Regions from separate parts of the Homo sapiens genome. Here region 2 is linked to region 1. A link is a contact called in ENCODE Hi-C data. All regions are on one chromosome and are shown on one strand. The core of a region is the stretch at or near the end of the contact, and the rest is flanking DNA. Distances in the headings are between cores, read along the strand shown. Region 1 holds the start of VAMP7 (vesicle associated membrane protein 7). Region 2 holds the start of IL9R (interleukin 9 receptor).

Evidence for each region. Hi-C counts contacts between places; a loop is a spot of excess contacts on that map. Pooled maps may share reads with other maps.
Region 2: a pooled map shows a loop between it and region 1 (3-fold over the local background). The contact joins the promoter of IL9R here to the promoter of VAMP7 in region 1. A Hi-C loop is called at or near these places in 2 of 50 pooled maps.

Annotation. Positions count from the first base shown.
Region 1 is chrX:155,878,188-155,884,353 of GRCh38, reverse strand. It overlaps VAMP7 (vesicle associated membrane protein 7), which reads right to left and starts at 3,009. Exons shown (of 8, transcript NM_005638.6): 1 at 2,906-3,009.
Region 2 is chrX:155,994,770-156,000,935 of GRCh38, reverse strand. IL9R (interleukin 9 receptor) reads right to left here and starts at 3,240. Exons shown (of 9, transcript NM_002186.3): 1 at 3,149-3,240. The coding sequence starts at 3,176.

The DNA.
Region 1 (6,166 bases), core at 1,760-4,259:
GGAGTTCGAGACCAGCCTGACCAACATGGAGAAACCCCGTTTCTACTAAAAATACAAAATTAGCCAGGCGTGGTGGCGCACGCCTGTAATTCCAGCTACTTGGGAGGCTGAGGCAGGAGAATCGCTTGAACCCGGGAAGTGGAGGCTGAGGTGAGCCAAGATCATGCCATTGCACTCCAGCCTGGGTAACAAGAGCAAAACTCTGTCTCAAAAGAAAAAAAAAAGTTTAATTTTAATACTTGAGGCTTTTATCTGACATCCTGAAAATGACAATGTGGCAGAATAACATTACCACTTAAATTACCTCAGGCTGAGAAAGTAATACTCAAAGATGTGTTTCTTGGCCGGGCATGGTGGCTCATGCCTGTAATCCCAGCACTTTGGGAGGCCGAGGTGGATCACCTGAGGTCAGGAGTTCGAGACCAGCCTGACCAAAAATGGTGAAATCCCGTCTCTACTAAAAATACAAAAAAAAATTAGTCAGGCGTGGTGGTGTGCACCTGTAATCCCAGCTACTCAGGGGGCTGAGGCAGGAGAATTGCTTGAACCTGGGAGGCGGAGGTTGCAGTGAGCCGAGATCGCGCCGCTGCACTCCAGCCCAGGCAACGGAGTGAGACTCCGTCTCAAAAAAAAAAAAAAAAAAAAAGATGTGTTTCTACCAAGTAGAAACCAAATGATACCAAAACATGCTGTGTGAACAGAGGTTATACAACTGTTCAAATAAAGTAGTAGAATTAACTCATTACATAGCACATGGTGATAGTCAATGCAAAATCTTTAAAAAGTATTCTGTATCATTATATTATTGCAGTAGGATCTATTACATTAATTCTTGCAAGAGTTCATTGGCAGAATGTTTCATAGGAAATATAAAAAGGAAATTAATTTTTTTCCACCCCTGTATCATGAGCAGATTATTAAATTAACTGGCCCACCAAATTAATGGAGGGAGGTACACAAGGTGCTTGGGAAGAGATGGGAGATCCTTTTAGGAGGGATGGATGGAAGAAGAGAAGGCACTGAGAGCAAGGTAAAGAAGGTACATAAGCTAGCCTGATAAGATGGAATGGTCCACCTTTGGTGAATGAGAAGGTTGAGGAATACGGCTGATGGCCTTACATAAAGAAGGCCTTGTATAAATCATGTCATTTAAATTTGATCAAATAGGGAGTCTATTTCAGTTCAACACGTATATACTGGTGGGTTACTATATGACAGTCAAAGTAGACACTAGAGGTATAAAGTTAAGGAAGAAGGGACTCCTATACTTGAGGGAGCCATAGAACAATGGGGAAGACAGATATAAATAAATGCAATAAAGTATAATAAGTGAATAATCTAAGAATGTCCGCAATTGCTCAGGAAATGTCTTAATGTTTTGTGATGATCTCACCTCGGATGAAGAACAGGAATGCAGGTGTCAGCCTATGCCTTAGAAATTTCCTCAGTATACTGTTAGGATTATTTCTCCTTGGAAGAGAGGTCAAAGTGTCTATTTTACCCTATTTTCCCAGTGCTCAGCACAGTGCCTACCATCTAATATTCCCTCAAATATCTGTTGAATAAATGAGTGAACATTGAGCATATTTTGGTTTTAAAATATACTATAAATGGTAGATAACTTTATATTCAGAAGGACCTGGTAAGAATAATATTTTCACAACCAAACTATCTTTCTAAGTAAGATAAAGCAGTTGAGCTAATAGTAATCCAATCCCCCACTCTTCTCTCTGGGTCTTAGAAGGAATAAACCAACTACAGATAAACCATGAATTCTGATGCAATAACCTTGGAGGAGATAGAAGAATGAAGAATAAACACTGCTTAGACAGGGGAAAAGAAGAGGTGTTTACGAAAAGTCATGTTACAGATCAAGATTATTCCTGTTGGTATTACAACTATTCTTTCTGGACGATGCCCTGACCTCTGACTTTCTTAGGATAGGATCCCATCCTTTCAAGTCAACCACCTGTTTTATTTTGCATTAACCAATATATAACATAATCCTGATTATTCCTGTTTTCCCCTCTAGACACAAACATGTAAGTTCCTGAGAGTAGCAACCTCCTAAGTCTTGTTTACAGCTGTATCCCCTGCACTTAAAAGAGTGTCAAGCATATACCAGCCGTTCAATAAATATTTGTTAAATGTATGAATGGATCTGCTCTCAGCCACAGGTATTCAAAGGGAATTAATATCCTAAACATGACTGTATCCTCTGGGATCAAGGGAGGGATAATGGAGATACAGGTAGTTGAAAGCAATTAATGAGGCCAAATGAAGACAGTTGGTTGGTTGTGAGAGTTATGGGAGACGGAGATGTAAAGCATTTACCAAAGTACGCAGTCAGAATTTGATAAACATTGGCCATTAATAAAAACACCAAACAGGTCTGAAGCTGAGGAAACGGGTCTAGGCAGAAATACAGTCCCTGAACAGAGGAAGAAGGGGACTGTCAATACTGAGCAGTGGAGGAAGGGCGAATAAGGGGCTAGGAACCCACGAAGGAGCATAAACAGCCAGAAGTAGAAGGTGAAGCAGAAAGTGACGTCATCGAACAAGGACGTAGAGAGTTTTTAGAAGACTCTGGCGATCTCAAGAGATTTAAATGCTACAGAAAGGTCTTGTAGAATACAAACTGAGAGAAAGTTAACATTTTTTCCCTCCTGTAATGACAGCTTAAGTGACGCATTCTGACACTCTTTAACTCGAGGCCTTTCCAGTGGCATAAGACGCACCTCGCCAAAACTGGTCCTGCCCGACAACTGGAACTGTCGACACCAGAGAAGCCCAAGTCACCCCTGCACTGCCTCCTCGCTCCACCCCAGCACCTTTCCATCGACACCTCCGCCCTCCCTCCGCAGTTCTCTCCCCGCCTCCCGCAGGCGCACCCCACTCCATTTACCTGTCCGGGCACCCTCTGAGGGCGCGCGGGCTCGGGACGGAGGGACGCGGGTCAGTGCAGGGTCGCCAACTGCCCGCTCCCAGAGGAGGCTGGGACCGGACGCCGCTGACTTCCGCATGAAGCGCCCCGTCTACGCGTGGCCTCTTGGGAGTGGGAGCGCTCCTCCAATGGCAGCAGGCGACACGGCTAGGCCTGCTGCGTTCCCAGCCCCCCGCACTTCCCAGGAGCCGTACTGCATTCTGGGAGTAGTAGTTCCGGTTGGAGTATCACTGAGTGTTTCACGTTCGTTCGACAGCTCTTGTGGTAAACAGCGTCAAATGCCGTATAGGGATCCAGGAAAATGAGAGGATGCAGGCTAGATAAAGAATCTACCAGCAATGAGTAGGCGGCATAAATGAAGAGCCAAGCTTGCCCCGTCTCTCCTGCTTAGTCTCAGTAGGCAGCGTCGCCCGTTTCCTCACAGACAAAATAGAATTCATCTGACAGGAACTGCCTCTACTTTCGCCATGAAATTTTCTAATTTTCTTGTACCCCTCACCAATCCTTTCTCCTATTCTTTTTGCAATAATAATAATAATAAACGACTACTCTCCTTTGATCTAAGCCAGCCCTCTTCCATCTCTATTCCCTGTTGCCGACTCAGAGTCAAGCTCCTCTGATGAACCCTTCCGTTGCATGACTCCTCAACGGCTCTCTGCTAACTCGCTCTTTACTATCAGGACTTAAAGGCTGTCAAAATTTCTCTCATCTAAAACATTCCAAAGTCACCTTTCTTAACCCCATACCCCAAGCCCCCTCATCAAACACAGACCAAACACAGATAAGCTAGTGGTCTTTCTCTCACCTCTCCTTTACAGACAGAATTCTCAACAGTGTTGCTAAAACAAATAGATACTTTTAAGCCATTACCGTATTTCAACTCTGCAGGACTTTAGTTTCATTATTCCTTTTTTTTTTTTTTTTTTTTTTGAGATGGAATCTCACTCTGTTGCCCAGGCTGGAGTGCAGTGCCGCGATCTCGGCTCACTGCCAGCTCCGTCTCCCGGGTTCAAGCGATTCTCCTGCCTCAGTCTCCCAAGCAGTTGGGACTACAGGCGTGCGCCACCACAGGCAGCTAATTTTTTATATTTTTAGTAGAGACGGGGTTTCACCATATTGGCCAGGCTGGTCTCGAACTCCTGACCTCATAATCGACCCGCCTCAGTCTTCCAAAGTATTGGGATTACAGGCATGAGCCACCACACACGGCCCTTATTCCCTCCTTTTTGAACCCCTTTATTCTGTTAGCTCTTTCCAAGAACTACACCCTGCTGGTTCTCCTCCCACCTCTGTGGCAGCTCTTCATTTTCTTTAGAAATGTTCACATTCCATAGGGTTCTGCCCTATGCCATCTTCTCTTCTTACTCTTCACACTCTTCCTGGTGATCTTAATCATTCCCCTTGCTTTATCTCCCCTTTGCAAAGGTTCGCATTTGGTATTAATATCAACTTAATTATATTGTATTCAATATCTATTCTTTAAGAGGCAGCATAGTATCCTAGAAAAAGAATGAGTTTTAGAGTCAGAGAGATCTGAGTTACTAAGCTGTGTGAACTCTAAATATCGCCTCTCTTTAGAGCTTTCAGGACTCTAGCAAAGCCCCCTCTTACTCCATATTCTCTCCTAAAGTAATCTTATTTATACCCTAAAATTTGTAGTGTAATTATCTGGCCATGTAAGATGTGCCTGCTTCCCGTTTGCCTTCCACCATGATTGTAAGTTTCCTGAGGCCTCCCTGTCAGAGGTATGTGAACCAGAACAACTTTGTCTTGAATAGGAGCTGGGTAAAATAAGGCTGAGACCTACTGGGCTGCATTCCCAGACAGTTAAGGCATTCTAAGTCGCAGGATGAGATAGGAGGTCAGCACAAGATACAGGTCATAAAGATCTTGCTGATAAAACAGACTGCAGTAAAGAAGCCAGCCAAAACCCACCAAAACCAAGATGATGACGAGAGTGAATGTACACAGGCTAATTTCCTTAATATGGTTATTTTCAGCATCTAGGGTTACCATAGTGAATGGTGGGGCACTGATAAACATGGCTATCTAGACATTTAGAAATAGCTCCTGTATAAGTGTTCATCCTAGGGCTGGCAAATGCAGACCCTAGAAGGGCAGGCCAGGAAAGCCCTATATTCCAGTGGGACAGCAGAAATATTTGCCTCCTGGCAATTGGATCAAGATTGGATCCTGGCAATTGGATCAGGGTTTGCCTCCTGGCAATTGGATCAGGAATCTGATCCAGTTCTCCCTTGATGGGACTGAAGTAAGTTACTAAATCTTGGAGCCTTAGTTTTCTCCCCTGTAAAATGGAGATAATTCTATCCACCAAGCCCTAGCACGATCAGATGAGATAACAGAGATGAAAGCAGTCTGTTGACTTTTAAAGGGCTGCCAGATGTTCTAAATTATTACTATGCTAGGCAGTGCTGCAAATATGCATCTTAGATTTAGCAGTTTGTCCTCTATCCTACTTATTTTTATTTTATTATAAGTTCTGGGGTACATGTGTAGGATGTGCAGGTTTGTTATACAGGTAAATGTGTGCCATGGTAATTTGCTGCACCTATCAACCCATCACCTAGGTATTAAAGCCCAGCATGCATTAGCTATTTTTCCTGATGCTCTCCCTCCCCCAACCCCACCCCGACAGGCCCCAGTGTGTGTTGTTCTCTTCCCTGTGTCTATGTGTTCGCATTGTTTAGCTCCCACTTACAAGTGAGAACATGCAGTGTTTGATTTTCTGTTCCTGCATTAGTTTGGTGAGGATAATGGCTTCCAGCTTCACGTGATGTGTTATTTTGTGGTTTACAAACAAATCTAGTGATTCTGTTGCTTTTGAATCAAAATCACATGATTGCAGTGTATCACTGATTGCCATTGCTGTTCATGCTTCTTTTCTCCTGGATGTTTGGACTTAGGCAACTTTTCTTCCTCTTATACTATGCTGAAAACAGACCTACATCAAGGATACCTGTTCTCTTTTGAAATTCACAATCCGTAGAGGGAACTAACACATTATCAATAGCTATAAAATAATTGACATTTGAGTATGGGACATATTTTTGGTTGCAGCTTATTCCAGTTAGAGTCGTCACATATCTTCCTTTGTTCATCTGAGCCATCTGTGGTTCTAACATGAACTTTTGCAAAGCAGTTGTGAATAATTATTTTTTTTCTTTTTTTCTTTTTTTTTGAGATGAGGTCTGGCTCTGTTGC
Region 2 (6,166 bases), core at 1,991-4,490, 120 kb before region 1:
TGAGGCTCAGAGACCTGGGACCTGCCCAATACCTGGCTCCTGACACCTCTCTTCTTGGCCCATTCCCACCAGCTTCCACATAAGCCTGTGAACTTCCCGAGGGCAGTGCCTGCGAGGCACCACTCAGCACATGCCCCAGCAGAAGGCACCACAGTGCTTTATAAATGGGGTGGAGCTGCAGGCAGAGCTGCCTTCCCCCATCCTTGACCACAGGGCCAGGCAGTCAGGGCAGATGCATACACCCTTACTCACAGGCTCCCTGCTCCTGAATGTCACCAGGGAAGCCTCACCACAGCTCAGACAACACCTGGTAACAGGCCGGTTGTGAGAGCAGGAGGGGAAACCAGTGTCTGCCACCTGGGACAGAGCTGCCCCTGACACCCCCAGTCCCGCTGGGGAGCCTGGCTGACATCACTGCCCAGCACAGCCTATCCCGCCTTGGATCTGTGGACATAGCCTTCAGCCCATGATCACTTTGGTCTGTTCTCAGAGCCCCACCCATTCCATGGCCTCAGTGTCAAAGTCTGGCCCAGATGCCTACTAGGCCTCATAGCCTGCCTGCCCTGCTTCCCTGGGCCACTGTGAAGCTGTGGGCTGCCCTGCCCTCACCTTTCCTGAACACTCACCTAATACAGAGCAGGCCACCATCATGGAGGCAGTCCAGGCAGCCCTGAGCATCTCTGTGCCTCCAAGCACACTCTCCAAGTTGCCCTCACACCAGTTACTGCATCCACTTACTGTTACACAGAGACTATTATGCATATATATATGTGTGTATATATATATATATTTTTTTTTTTTAGACGGAGTCTCGCTCTGTCGCTCAGGCTGGAACACAGTGGCGTGATCTCGGCTCACTGCAACCTCTGCCTCCCGAGTTCAAGTGATCCTCCTGCTTCAGCCTCCCAAGTAGCTGGGATTACAAGCATTTACAAGCATGAGTCACCACGCCTGGCTAATTTTTGTATTTTTAGTAGACACAGGGTTTCACCATGTTTGTCAGGCTGGTCTCGTACTCCTGGCCTCAAGTGATTCACCTGCTTTGGCCTCCCAAAGTGCTGGGATGTCAGGCATGAGCCAACATGCCTGGCCATATTTTGTCTTTTTTAATGGGGGCGGGGAAGGGTCTGGTTCTTCTGGACCATTCAGGAGGCTGGCAGCCTCAGAAGTTACTATTGAAGTGGACACCTGTCCAGCAAGGTCTTCTGTCTGCTGGGGGAAGAGGAAGAAATGCAGACCTTGGTACCCCAGAAGCAGCTGGAGCCTGGGGACATGGAGCCTGTGCCAGAAAATGGTGCTGGAAATGGGAGCAGGGGCCAGCTCCCTCTCTGGACCACATGAGGACTTCCTTCAGCACAGTGGGAATCCCCAATGCTGTTGGGCACAGAGTATGTAAGGTGCTGACAGGGGTAGGGATGGGCAGGAGGCAGGAGGGATGGGGTCTGAAAGGCCAGCTGGAGGCAAGTACAGAGACAACAGACACCTCATAGAGAAGGTGCAGGGAAGGCAGGGTGGGAGAGAGATGGCACCAAGAAGCATTTCCCACACACTTTCAGAGAAGAGGATGAGGGGCAGTGCTGCATCCGTGAGGTAAATGCCTGTGGGAACGCTGGGCCACAGCTCAGGAAGAAGTCAGGGCTGGACTTGGCACTGCAGAGGTGTTGGGTGGACAAGGGCACATACCCAGGGCAGAGGGGAGTAGGCAAGGGTGGGTGGGAGAAGTACAGAGAGGCGTGGAGGAGACCCCTGCTGCTCTGCTTCCCACTGTCCCCTCTGCCATCTTCCCTCCCCATCACAGGCCTGGTCCTTCATGAGGCCTTTCCCCAGTCCCCTAGTAGGCCTCCTTAGCTGGACGGAACCCCTGAGCCTGAGCACAGGCAACTCTCCTTCTGCACAGCCCTGAACTGACAGGGCCCAAGGGTTGAGCAGTGGCCATGGGCCAGGGCTGGAGTGAGGATATTGGCACAGTCCCCTGGGAGTCTGGAGGTGAGACGGGAAAATGATGTCCGTGCTCTTCCTGCTGTCTTGGTGAAGAGGTACCCACGTCGCCTGCTCTGCCCAAAACACCCCTCCCACAGCCTTGCTGCCCCACTGCAGTTGAAGGTCATCACTGTGCGTTGTCCCTACATGAGGCTCCTGGAGGCAAGACCCTGTTTGATCATGTTGCATCCCCTGCACCCAACTCAACCGTTTGATAAATGTTTTCCAACCCCCGCCCCACCTGCAGAGGCTGCCCTTGCTTCTGGACGGTGTTCATGTTGTGGGTACCCAGGAGCGGGGCTCTGGGATGCTACTTGAAGACACGCTGAGAGGATACCCACTCTTGATACTGTCTCAAACTCTGTCTCAAAAAAAAATTAATAATAATTAAAACGCCTGCCCTGCCTGTCAGCTGTAGCGTGACAGCTCTGGGAAGAGGGTGAGCCCAGAACAGCATAAATCACAGGAAGAGAAAATGGGGGCAGGGAGGGGAGAGGAGGATCCAAGCAGGGCCCACATCCTCCAGCTCATCACAAGAACAGGCTATCCAGACCCCAGGAAACTGAGAGGGTGATGTTCTTTCCAAAACAAACCCTCTCCTCCCCTTCCTCTGCTTGGCTGGGTTGACCCTCCCTCTGGAATCCCACCCTCACCTGCTGCCCCACACACAGCTCCAGTGGGGCATACCCATCCTCCTGGCTCCTCTTCTGCCCTAAAACACCCAAATGCCTCGGGGTTGGTAGAAGCTTTCCCAGCCCTGGGCCTAGACCTCAGCTCCACCCCATGGCCATCACAACTGAGGCCCAAGTATGCCCATTCTCACCCCACAAAGGCACCCCCACAAAGGTCAGTTCAATCACTGAGGAAGCAGAGTTCCTTCCATAATTAGAAATTCTGCCTGACAAACTCAGTGCCACACTGGCCACAGCAGAACCCATGACCCCTACAGGACTGGAAATTAGTTTGTAATCCTTGAGGTCAGGGCTGCAAATTTTGCCATCTCTAAGAGATACACAAGGCCAGGACACCAGAGGAGGTAAAGCTAGGGTGGCGCTCTCAAATGCCACAGTGGCTCCCTGGGCCCCGAGTTGGAGGGCCACATGTCCCTCTCTGCCTTCTGAATTTCATGCTGACTTGAGAGGTTGGGAAGCCCAAAGCACAGACTCACCTTCCCAGATGCATCTGCCCAGTCCCATCACAAGTCTGAGGCATCCCCAACCTGGAGGTGATTTGTCACCCAACTATCTCTGGGTGCACAGCAAAGACCCTCAGCCTGATTCAGGAGATAACTGCAGCAGTTGGTGACGTGAGCTTTGCACGACAGGTTCACACAGGCCGCCCACATCTGAAACCACAAGCGCATTACAGAGCTGCTCTCCCGAGCAGAGCTGAGAAGTGTCTGTCACCACTAATCTTCTAAGTCAGGGAACTGTGAGACATGACAACCTTACAGTCCCCATGACATTGAGAACTGCCAGACATGGACTTCAGTGATTTGTCTACTGACTGGCAAGTGAGTGTCCACTGTGTTCTTCCCAAGAAACACCACTGAGATTCATTAAACTGACCCCAGGAGGCAAGAACCTGTGCAGGTGCAGAGCAGTGCCCTTGTCCCCTTCTACACTTTGCCAAAACCAGAGGTGCAGGTTCTCCTTCCACCAGCTAAAGCAACCTGTGAGCATCAGGGGTGGGGAGAGTATTAAATATAAAATTAATGCAGACTCAGTTGAAGAAAAACAATACAGAAGAAAAATTCTTTAACAGGGTCCCCTTTCACCTCCCCCAAGAAGTAGCCACTGTGAGTAGTTAGGCACAAGTCCATGCAGACACTTTTGCTTTTTGGGGATTTTGTTTGTTTGTTTGTTTTCTTTTCTTTTTTGAGATGGAGTCTTGCTCTGTCGCCAGGCTGGAGTGCAGTGGCGTGATCTCGGCTCACTGCAGCCTCCACCTCCTGGTTTCAAGCGATTCCCCTGCCTCAGCCTCCTGAGTAGCTGGGACTACAGGCGTGTGCCATCACACCCGGCTAATTTTTGTATTTTAGTAGAGATGGGGTTTCACCATGTTGGCCAGGATGGTCTCGATCTCCTGACCTTGTGATCCTCCTGCCTAGGCCTCCCAAAGTGCTGGGATTACAGGCGAGAGCCACCTCGCACCCGGTCTTTTTTTTTTTTTTTTTTGACCGAGTCTTACTCTGTCACCCAGGCTGGAGTGCAGTGGTGCGATCTAGGCTCACTGCAACCTCGGCCTCCCGGGTTCAGATGATTCTCCTGCCTCAGCTCCTGAGTAGCTGGGATTACAGCCACCTGCCACCAAGCCCAGCTAATTTCTTTGTATTTTTAGTAGAGATGGGGTTTCACCGTGTTGACTGGGCTGGTCTTGAACTCCTAACCTCAAGTGATCCGCCCACCTAAGCCTCCCTAAGTGCTGGGATTACAGGTGTGAGCCACCACGCCCAGCCAGACACTTCTTAAGCTGAAACAAATACCTATTTCTTAAAGACTCCTGCTGTGCTGCCACTTTGCAGCCTTCTTGTTCCCCTATGGTGTTGCACCATCTTTCTAGGTCAGCATATAAAACCTACCTCATACCTTTAATGGTAGTATGCACCATGGTTTAATAATCCCTGCAATGTCTAGGCCCAGTGCCTCACACCTGTAATCCAAGAACTTTGGGAAGCAGAGACCGGAGGATCTCTTGAGGATCACAGGAGGTCAAGATTAGTCTGGGCAACAGAGTGACACCCTGCCTCTAAAAGAAAAACAATAATAATCATAATTTCTGCAATGAACATTTGGATTGTTGCCTGTATATGCTATTTTATTTATTTTTATTTTCATTTCTTTAGACACAGAGTCTTGCTCTGTCGCCCAGGCTGGGCTGGAGTGCAGTGACATGATCATAGCTCGCTGCAGCCTCAGACTCCTGGGTTCAAGCATATATGCTATTTTAAGTGAATTTCGTGAATAATTCTGGGCATGGATCTTCAAACAACAGAGTGAGTCCTACTGTAGGATAAATTGCTAGGGGTAGAATTGTGGGGTCTTAGGGTTAGCATTTTAAAATATTGATAGATGCTGAGATATGGCCCTACATAAAAAGTGTTGCACAGACTTTTGCTCTCACCAACAATGTAAGAATGCCTGTAACCTTCACCAACAGTAAACATTATCAGTCTTTTTCATCTTTGCCAATCTGATAGGCTAAGATATTTCAATGTGGTTCTAATTTGTACTTCCTTGAGTATTAGTCAAGATAAGCATCTTTTCATGTATTTATTACTTGTGTGTTCTTTGGGGTTGAATTTTAATCAGCTTGGCTCCAGTCTTACCTGCTACAAGCATATACTGTTCTACTCACTGGAGCCATCCCTGCACTAGTGTCCTTACCAAGACAGCTTCTTTCTGTCAGTGTGCCTTCTATCTTGCTGAAGCCAGAATTTACTAACTCAAGACCAGCAGACCACACTACCCATATCATAACCTCAGAAGCAGAGACCACAAGGGCTGGATAGGGAGAAAGGAAATTCTCAAAAGAAAAACCAGAGAAGAGAGCCCCAAATTCTACATCTAAATTCTACCCAAATCTCTGGATGACCCTTGAACTATACATCTGCCAGCTAACTCCAAGGAGCCCAGCTAAGGTTAAATAACCTGAACAGAAGTTTCAGCTGTTCACCTCAGGACACAGAGTTTTCTGCCTGCTAAAATAACAAACAAACAAAAACAAAATTAAAAAAAATTTTTAAACACCCTCCAGAGAAATATAACAGAACACACAGTCTCAACAATGTATACCATTCACAATTTCTAAGATAAAAACAAATTTATCAAACACATGAAGAAAGAGTACTATGTCACCCATGCTTAAGAGAAAAGATAATCAATGAAGATTGACTTCCAGGAATAAGTTGTTGGAAATAGCAAAGGTTTTAAAGCAGATACTCTTACTATGCTCAAATATATAAAGGAAAATATGCTCCCAATGAATACATAGGAAATCTCAGAGGAGAAATAGAAACTATACAAAAGAACCAAGGCCAGGTGTGGTTCTATACAAAAGAATCAAGGCCGAGGCAGATGGATCCCTTGAGGTCAGGAGTTTGAGACCAGCCTGACCAACATGGTGAAACCCTGTCTCTACTAAAAATACACAGATTAGCTGGGCATGGTGGTGCACATTTGTAATC